Linked DNA regions of Mus musculus: regions 2 and 3 are each linked to region 1. The links are chromatin contacts, found by Hi-C or POLR2A ChIA-PET in ENCODE. All regions are on one chromosome and are shown on one strand. The core of a region is the stretch at or near the end of the contact, and the rest is flanking DNA. Distances in the headings are between cores, read along the strand shown.

The links. Hi-C counts contacts between places; a loop is a spot of excess contacts on that map. ChIA-PET counts read pairs that join two places held with the same protein, here RNA polymerase II (POLR2A).
Region 2: POLR2A ChIA-PET joins it to region 1 with 31 read pairs in Patski. The contact joins the promoter of Tagln2 here to the promoter of Pigm in region 1. POLR2A ChIA-PET finds 5 or more read pairs at or near these places in 3 of 5 experiments (Patski and embryonic stem cell).
Region 3: POLR2A ChIA-PET joins it to region 1 with 13 read pairs in Patski. The contact joins the promoter of Igsf8 here to the promoter of Pigm in region 1. A Hi-C loop is called at or near these places in 8 of 37 maps with a recorded cell type or tissue (Patski, adrenal gland, left cerebral cortex and 1 more). POLR2A ChIA-PET finds 5 or more read pairs at or near these places in 2 of 5 experiments (Patski and embryonic stem cell).

The regions. Positions count from the first base shown.
Region 1 is chr1:172,374,984-172,378,185 of GRCm38, reverse strand. It overlaps Pigm (phosphatidylinositol glycan anchor biosynthesis, class M), which reads right to left and starts at 1,655. Exons shown (of 1, transcript NM_026234.4): 1 at 1-1,655. The coding sequence starts at 1,487. The coding sequence ends at 216.
Region 2 is chr1:172,498,800-172,502,001 of GRCm38, reverse strand. Tagln2 (transgelin 2) reads right to left here and starts at 1,756. Exons shown (of 5, transcript NM_178598.2): 1 at 1,670-1,756. Igsf9 (immunoglobulin superfamily, member 9) reads right to left here. Exons shown (of 21, transcript NM_001145800.1): 21 at 3,125-3,202.
Region 3 is chr1:172,310,740-172,313,941 of GRCm38, reverse strand. Igsf8 (immunoglobulin superfamily, member 8) reads right to left here and starts at 1,575. Exons shown (of 7, transcript NM_080419.2): 1 at 1,349-1,575. The coding sequence starts at 1,406.

The sequences.
Region 1 (3,202 bases), core at 406-2,905:
TCTCATCAAGCAAATGAGCCCTAAGACTTCTAAAGGATGGACCATGGACCTCAGTTCTTGGGCCCCCTTTATATATAAGGCCAACACTGGTTTTAATTTCTATTGGAACAAAGGAACTTTCACTAGAGTGCTTAGAATGTTCAGGGAGGAGAAAAATTCCAAAGCCTCCTAGTCCATACGGCAAAATCAGAATGTTGCAGAAGATCCAGAACACATTAGTCGTATTTGATTCTCTCCGTTAGGCGGTCCTCCTTGTAATGGGAAATAATCTGAATCAGTATGGAACAGTTGATCAGAAGGAAGAACAAACCGGCTAACCAAATAAACAGGAAGGTGTTCTTTCCTTGAAACTCTAGAACATATGCAGGAGCCAGCCATAAGGCCTGTCCTATGAACCAGAACAGTAAGAGGACTACGGCTCTTTTCCAAGGCATCCTCACCAGTGGCATCACCAGAGGCAGAAGGCAGAGATACCAAAGAAAGTACTGAGAGGTGCAGACTTTGTTAAAAGTCACAAAAATGGACGTATGAAGGAAACAGCAGAAGACAAGGTCTCTGTAGTAGGCGAAAGATGCGGCTGACAGCAAGATGAACTGTGGCAGGAACGCCGCAATCCCCAGAGTAAAACTCCACTTGCTCTCGGCAGTCAAATACAGCATATAGAAGTACGGAGAGAAATTATGGCGGATATCCCTCCTAGTTAGGTGATAAAAGTAGGTGTGCTCCAAAAACTCCCAACCGTACTTATAGTAAAAACCGAAGCTCAGGGCAACAAACGTGAGCCCTGCAACTGCTACGAAAAGCAGCACTGCCCAGCTACACAGCCTCCTCAGGAAGTCGTACAAACGAGCCTGGAAAGAGAACCGGGCTTGCCGGAGACGCTCGTCATCGTCGCGCTCGGGCCGCAGATGGAGCGCTATGGGGAGGATGTAGGTCACCGGGTACATCTTCATGTGCACCGCGAAGCCATAGAACACCGCGGCGCACGCGATGAGCCGTTTCTCTATGAAGTACAGGGTCGAGAGAACCAGGGAGGCGACGATGGAGTCCGCGTTGCCCCGGCTGGACACCGCCATGGGCAAAGGGTTGAGAAGCCAGAAGACGCAGTAGCCACAGGCTTGGCGGCGCCCCAGCCCCTTGAGCAGCAGCAGGCGGTACAGGAGGAAGGCGGTGAGGAGATCGCAGCTGATGAAGAGAAACTTGCCGAAGAGTTCGCTGAGGTAGACGTTGGGGGTGAGGAGCCAGCTCAGGAGCGGGGTGTAGCGGTAGGTCGCCCGCAGGTACGGGGAGCGCCCTTCCGTGACGAAGCGCGCGGCGTCCGTGAACACGTGGTAGTCTATGTCGGTGTACCTCACCAGCAGAGTCCGGTCCTGGAAGACACCGTAGAAAACCAGGGCGACCCGGGCCAGGAAGGCCACGCCGAACACCCCGGCGGGCGGCACCCGAAAGTTCAGGATCCATTCCCCCCAGTGCATGGGGTAGCTCATGGTCCGAGTGCGGGCCACCCGCCCGGCCCGGCCCGGCCCCGGGTCCACACTGCGCCCCTCTCGCTAACCGTCCTCGGGCTGACGCCTCTCAGCCGCCGGGAGCATCTCCTCTGCTACAGCACCGACAGGAAGAACCGAGGAATGATCACTTCCGGCACCCCAAGTCCCGCCCCCACGGTACTTCCGGCCTCCAGCCCCGCGCGGGCTCTCAGCTGTCTCCGCGGAACGATTGCCTTCCTCGGGATTGGCTGTCTAGCGTCCGCAGCTTCCTCCGGCGAAGGCGGGATTTCCGGTCCCTTATTGGCGACGCTTCCGCTGTCCGGAAATCCCGGAGTGGCTGAGATGTCGTGGACCTGGGACCTGGGTGAACTTTGTTTTTAGTAACCAGAGCTTCCGCGTTCCCAGCTCAGATCTACGGAGGAGGACGCTGAACACAGTGAGCTGCTACCTGCTGCTACTTACATCCCGCCCAACTGGCTTGGAGGACTGAGAGTGGGAAATACAGATGGAAAGAATAAGCCTAAAATAAAATAGTCTTTTTACCCTGATAAGAAGGTTCCTCCTACCGAAATACGTCTAGATTGTCTCCCCTGGAGTACTGTCAACTCCGTTCTTTTCAAGAACTCTTCAACTAGGTCAAAATCGGCCGTCAACCCACTCCGTTCACCCTACCACTATTAGTTTCTTGCCAAAGACTCCAACTCTTTCATTCTTTTCCTGATTTCTTACTGCACTTATAATTGACTTTTTAAAACTTCATACTCTTTTTTTTTTTTTTTTCTGGTTTTTCGAGACAGGATTTCTCTGTATAGTCCTGGCTGTCTTGGAACTCACTCTGTAGACCAGGCTGGCCTCGAACTCAGAAATTCGCCTGCCTCTGCCTCCCAAGTGGTGGGATTAAAGGCGTGCGCCACCACGCCGGGCCAAGAACTTCATACTTTATTTTACAATGTTTTCAGTTTCAAGTAAATTGTTCGTGAGAGTAGAAAGTATTTCTTTATTTCTTTGTACTTTCTTGTAATGTATTACAGTCTCAGACGCATGGTAACTGACGCAGACTGCCTTGATCTTACAAACTGAGCCTGCCCCTAGGGAATGTCTTCTAGATTACCATAGAAGTGGCTCCATTCGGCCTAGACATCTCTCATCCTACACTTCACATTTATCCTTTGAGTGAGCCGTATTAACCTCTAGTCATAGTCTGGTATGTCTGTGCTTTGATGTAATTACATGGTGTAGATTAATAACTACCTCTATTGGTTTTTTACTATGCATTGCCCATAATATACTGTGATAACACATTACCATTCAAATAACCTTATAACTAAATTGTAGGGTTCTTGAGAGTAGAAAGTATGTATTTCTTTGTACTTCCTTGCATTACAGTTGCAGGCACATGGTAACTGACACAGACTGTCTGGCTTGATCTTAGAAGTCGAGCCTGTCAAGAGTTATTTGAATGATACTGTGTTATCACAGTATACGTGGCCTAAATTATCATAATTGTTATTTGTTAAGGACTTATTCCCAGTTGTCAGACATACTAACTACTTTTTAATGTAAAGTAGATATCCCTATCTGTATCAATGAGCAAAATCAGGATTTATGGAGAATAAATAAAACATAGCCAACTAGTAGCAGAACTGGAATTGAAAGTAGGCCTGTCTAGCCCAGGATAACAATGATTGTGCGACAAACGTTCAAATAAAACGCTG
Region 2 (3,202 bases), core at 507-3,006, 120 kb before region 1:
CCCCTAACCACCTAGATAGAGTCCAGAGCAGAAGAGAAAGCTAAGCTCCACAAACAGGAAGCCACAAGGGCTGCTCAGGAGAAGAGGAGGGGGTGGAGGCCGTTGCCATGGCGTCTGTGTACCAAACATGGGAATGGAGGCAGGGTGGGGGCCCCCCCGGGGCAGGAACACCCACTCCACACAGACTTGGGTGGAGGCTCTAGGCGAAGGGGCAAAAGCGATCCCAGCAATTCTCAGGGTATAGCCAGACTGGGGAAGCAGGGAACGGGGAAGGGGCAGCTCTGGAGGACCTGGAGGGCATATGCAGTTTGTGGGTAGAGAATCAAAGAAGACATACCCTGGGTAGGAAAGACTTTTTTTTTTTTTTTTTTTTTTTTTTTTTTGCTTAAAAAGCCCACACCTGGCAATCTCGAAGGACAAAGCCATGGGGTGAACACTGACTAGGGGCCAATCCCCTGGGGACCAGCATAGACACCAAGGGTGTGCAAGGGGATCGCAAGGACAAAGATTATTTGCGGCTTTGGAACGTTAACACCTTGCTCACCCCTCCTTACCTTGGCCCAAAGCCTGAGGTGTACCCTGAGCTACAGGGAAGAGAAAATGGGAGAAGCTTAGAGATGAGCTATCCCTGACTACTGCTCTAGGGAACAAGGAGACCCGTCCAGCCACTGGTCTCCTACACCGCACCTCCACTTGCCATCACCGCTGCTTTTGCTCCACAGATACCACGTATCCCAGAACCTCTCGGATAGGAACACAGGTAGGCCTGCAGAGCCCAAAAAGGAGGTAATCTACTTCCGGTCCAGCCCCTTCGGCCGTCCCCCCCACCCCCACGGCCACACCCTGCCTGGGCCGTTAATGTGGATGAGTCACCCACCGCCCTCCCGCCACTGGGGTGACGCAGGTCTGGGCAGCCCGCCCGCCCGCCCGCGGCCACCACCGGCTTTCCCAGCAGCAGGGGGCACGGGAGGGGGCAGCGGGTCTCAGGCTAGGGTAAGAGAGTTTGGATAGCAGCCAACCCCTACAGACAGGGCACATCCGAGTGCAGTCAGGGCTGCAGCCCGGAGATGTCCGAGGTCAAAGGCGCTCCAGGAGAAGAAGGGGGTTTCACAGAAGACCAGGCTACTGTGCAAATAACTCCCGGAGACCTGTGACCCCGAGTACCCGGACAAACGAACTAGCAGGAGGGGGGCAAAAGGGCGGTCTCGGGGTCACAGAAGGCAGGCAGTACCCACACGTGCTCCTGGACCAGGAAGTGAAAGGGGCGCGCGGTAAATTCATGGACCGGAGCGCGCGCCAGAACCTAGTTCTTGCGGCCACTCAGCAGCCTGCGGACGTCCGACGCCCTCCTTCCTTCTCCCCCCAAAGAGAACTCAACGCTGGAGCAAACGGCTGGGGCTTGGGACCAGACCTCTTGGGTCGGGACGGACGCCCCGTCTTGTGCACCCGTAAAACTTGCCTTGCTTAACTGCTGAACAATGCAGAGAAGGCTTGGGAACCGGACCTGACAGCACGGGGCGGGGCACCCAGTTGGGACCCCAGCGTCCGCCAGTCTTCAACCCCCACGCTCCCAGAAGCAAGTCTCAAGTGTTGGCTTCTTGCTTTCTACAGACCACACACATAATCCCCAACTCCCACCCCGCTGCCTTGGTCCCTCAGTCCTGCTCACCGTCCAAGAGGGCTGGATGAGAGCGCACGCACGACAGGGGCTGCAGCGGCGAGTGGAGCTCAAGACCCGGCCGGGCTTGGAGTTTTCTGGGGGGTCCCGCCTCAGACGGGGCGGACCAGGGGCGGGGCAAGGGCCAAGAGGGTTTAAAGGCGCCGCCGCGTGGAATGCTGGAGCGCTTAAGATAGGTGGTCAGTAGGCAGGAATGAGCCGTAAAGGACCTGCGGAGTCCTTGGCGCCGCTGCAAAAGGTCTCCGCCCAGGGGATCCTCAACCTGCATTCACCAGCCATAGACTTGTATCCTAATAGGAAACTTTCTGCCTAGACTAGCTAGCTCAGGATCGCAGGCCTGTTTCTATGAGAAGCCTACTATTACAAAAAGGCCGGCCTTTTGTAAATTCAGGTCCAGGAAGCGCCTTCCTACAGGATAGAGTAAGGAGTAATAGGTCTGGTGCTTACAGGCTGGGACAGCACCCCCACGTGGTTCTGCTTGCCATTTAACTTCAAGCCCGGGCAAAAAAAAAAAAAGAACAGTGAGGTCACTCCTTGCCCGGGGCCTTGAGGGTGTGGTAGGGCTTGGGACCTGGGATTCAGACCCAGTTCTCTCTCTCCCTTCCATCTCCCATTTAATAAATTGACATTTCTTCTTAGATCTTGGAGGGTTGGAGGCGGGGGCTTAGTGGAGGAAGTTGGCAGGCACTTTTCTACCCCTTAAGAGTGAAGAGCAATAGTTGAGGGGTGTCCAGAACACCTACTTTTTCAGGCTGTAGTTAGCGGAGTTCCCCATTTAAAACCCACCAGTGTTTTTCTTTCTTCACGTTATGGAGTCCCCCGTTGAGCCTGATATTTAAAAGAACAGCAGCCAGTTCCACCCTGACCTTTGACTTCTCTATTCCCCAAAGTCCCGCTCAGACCCACAGAATGTCAAGTTTCAGTCCCCTGTGCCTTTAGGGTGTTCCTCTGCCCGAAAGTGGGTTTCCTTCACTGCCCCGTCACCTGCTCTGCCTGTTACCTGCTTGTGTGGCTTCTGGTCAATTACAAAAGCACCTTTGGCTTTAGTTGCCGTGCCCAGTCTACAAAATAAACTCCGGGCGGTGGACGGGACATGGAAAGAACTCTGAGCAGTCTCCTGTGAGTGTCCCAGGAATCCCCACATGTTTTAAGTATTTACTAAATATTGACTCAAACTGAACTCTTTGTGCCAATGTGATAACCAGCTTACAGCTTTATCACAGTGCGTAGTTGGCCTCAGTGACTAGCGAGAACTCCCCAAGGACAAAGGCATTATCCCAGTGATTTCTCTATTTTCTCATGGCTTCTGGCCTAACAGCAGATCTCTACTAGGCACTCAACAACTTTTTTCTTGAATGACTGTTGAATGTGTCCCATTCAGAACCCTCTCTGTACATATCCAGGGACTTCCTCATCTCTCTTAAACACAAAGAGAGGTGACAGAGAAACGGTTTCCAGACATTTATTATTCACCTGTTTTTTAAAAAAAAGAAACCTGCACCCACACCATAAACACCACTTTCG
Region 3 (3,202 bases), core at 326-2,825, 64 kb after region 1:
GGAGTCAGTTCTGAGTTCAAATCCACCCCCCACCCTCACTGGATACACAGTGGTATTTCACATCATCTGTGAAGTGAATGCCAGTGCTGGCTGCAGTGGGCTAAGATGACATTCAGCTCCTCTCCCGCCCCTGAATAACACTCACTCCTCCCAACCACCCCTGGGCTCATCCCTGCTCGGGTTAAGCCCAAAGGAAAAGAAGCAATCGCTAGGCAACCAAGCCCCACAGCTCCTTCAACTCCCTACATCACTCTGCCTCCCGCCTTGTTCCCAAAGGAGTTTTCATCCTGGCCCCAAGAAGCCCAAGGAACCATTCTGTACAACACTGCGCAGTTCTGGTATAAACCAGAGAAGGAGGTTGGGGTGCCCCACTATAGTATCTTCTCCATATGCATAACACACACACACACACACACACACACACACACACACACACACGTTCCTTTCAAGGGCTTCAGTCTCCTGGCAACTGCTCCATGCCATATCTTTCCCAGAACACCTCCTACAGGGAGCCCTCCAAGTCAGACCCCAAACATGGTAATGTTAGCAACCTCCACAGGCCTCAACACACACACACTCACACTCACACACACACACCAGACATGACGCAAGGTTGGCCCAGAAAACACACCATCATAAACACCCACCAGGACAGACACTGGGTGCTTAGAGATCCCAGGTTCAGTTTCCATGGAGCCTGGTTTCTCCTGAGGCAGGGATGTTGGGACCAACTGAGTCTGACAACCAGGCAAATATCTGGGAGCGTGGAAGAAGGGCAAAGAGGGAACTGGCCCAGGGTGGAGACACGTGAGGGAAGAAGCCTCAGATGGTGACATGTTATATTGGGAGGTGGGGGTGTTGGGGAGACTTTTTTCAGAGATCGTGGTCAGAATCAGCCCCTGGGCCTCCAGCCAACTCTAGGCAATTATGAAGACCGCCAGGCACTGCCCACGCAGAGCAAACACCCAAAACCAGGCCTTGAGCCGAGAGTGGGGCAGAAGGTTGTCACGGTATTTGGTAGCAACGACCCCAGACGCTGGGTGTAACCGATGAGAAGTGGTGCCTGCCTCCGGAGGCCCGATGGTGTCTCAGGGGATACCTCAGTAGGTCGCCCATATGCCCCAGCTAGGAACCTAGAGCGAGGACACCACCACCCTCCCCATAACTGATTGGGCAGACAGGCGCAAAAGGAAGCGAGACGCCGAGCCCAGAGACAGTGGAGGCACGTCTGTTGGAGAAGTAGGGATGCAACCAGCTCTGAAATGCTAGGAAGGTGGGCTGGTGGGCTGCACGGTGTTAGGCACCTACCCGGCCGGGACAGGGACGCGGCGACCACCACCTGGCTTACCAAGTATTAGCAGCAGCAGCAGGAGCGAACTCAGCGGCGTGGGGCTAGGGACGCCCATTCTGCGTAGGCGGCTCTGAGGAGACTCCTGGGGGCGGCGTGGGCTCTGGGGGGCCAGGGCCGCGGGGGGCGCATGCCCAGGTGGGGGGCAGAAAGCGGAGCAGTGAAGCGTGGGTGCGCAGAGCCCAGCCGAGCGGGAGCCGCCAACTCCCCGCCCTCCACCCTTCTTCCCCTCCTCCCGCCGCTCTTCCCGCCCTCCGCAGCTCGGGAGACCAGTCCCAGCCGCGCCCCGCTGCCCGGCCCCGCCCCCGCCTCGCCCCGCCCCAGGCCGTCGCCTGGGCCAGACTTCGACCCTGATGGTGGCTCCGCCTCTGGCCTCAGGCTGGGCGAACTGGCGGCACCTGGGCTCCTCTACCCCCATTTCCTCGCTCAGAGGGCACCCCGCCCTGCACCTGCCAGCCTTCCAGGGAGAATGGGGTGCTTGCAGGGCCTCTGGGGATGCATGATGGGGTGACTGTGGTTACGCACTCAGAATCCAATTGGGTGATGTGGGCCACTGAGTCTTGGCAGCAAACCCTGCTGATTTATGTAGGCATGGCCTGACCCACGGTTTCCTGGACGTGAAGCGGACCCAAAGGGGCTTCAGAGTCCTGGAAGATCGCTGGAAATCTGTTCTAATACCCGGTCAGAATGCAAAGCGAAAGGGAAGTGGGTTAGCGGTCCAGACTTCCTAGCTGGAAGATCCTTGTTCAGCTCAATGCTTTCAAGCTCACTTCCCCCCCCCCCCCCGCCACGTACGGAACAGAGATTGTAAACACTCGAGGAGTTACGGCGATTATTAGCTGAGATCATGCACATACGTTTCATGCACACGGTAACTATGGGGGTGTTTTGTTTTTGCGTTAAACTGCTTTCTACCAATTGGAGTCTCCAACGAGAGGACGTAACACACCTCTTTGCTGGGGAAGGTGGAGCTAGCCTGGAGGTAGGAAAAAGGAAGAGAAACCTCTTCCCAAAGCCATGTCTCCAACTGTGAAAAAGGCGGAGAGTAGGGTGGGGCCAGGATGGGAAGAAGGGGCGGCTCAGCCTGCAAAACCAGGGCGCGGAAGTGCCCATTAGGGGGAAGTGGCCTAGAACACGTCTAGATCTTCACCTCCATTCCCTACTTGTCCCCTTCACCCCTGCTCCCTCGCTTACTGCTTCCTATTGAGAAAACTGAGGCACAGACAGGAAAAGAGATCCGGGCCAGCGGTGACTTCCTCTTCTCAGAAGTCGTATTCGTGGGGCTGCCAGTGGAAGCCACATTCAGCAACCACAGAGAAACACTGATAGGGAATCTATAGGGAAGTCAGAACTCCAACCCTGGTCGCCCAAGACTGCCTAGCAAGAGGCTAAGGGACCTGCTCCTTGTCACCTGGATATATCCCAAGCCTGGTTTCTTCACACTGTTTCTCTAGAAGCCATGTTGAGCCATGTGAAAACTGCAAGCTACCGGGAGACTTTGGGAGAAAGCATTCTCCCTTTAGCTGGAGGTTGAGTGGATTGAATGACTTTCTGGTACCGGTTTGAAAGTCGGTCATCATCATCATCATCACCATCACCATCACAACATCATGATTATCATCATCATAGCCATTTATGGGATGGTTTCACAATAACACCGCCACCACCTGAAGATATCCTTTCTAAACTTTACAGGTTATTTTACAAGCAAAGTCATTTAACACAAGAGAGACCTGGCCTTTTAAAATAGTTATGTGTCTTGCCCAAGGCCACACAGATTTTAAGGTAACTAAAGTGTTACTTTAAAGCTCAGGTCTGGTGTGCACACCCTAGCACGCAGGAGGCAGAGGCAGA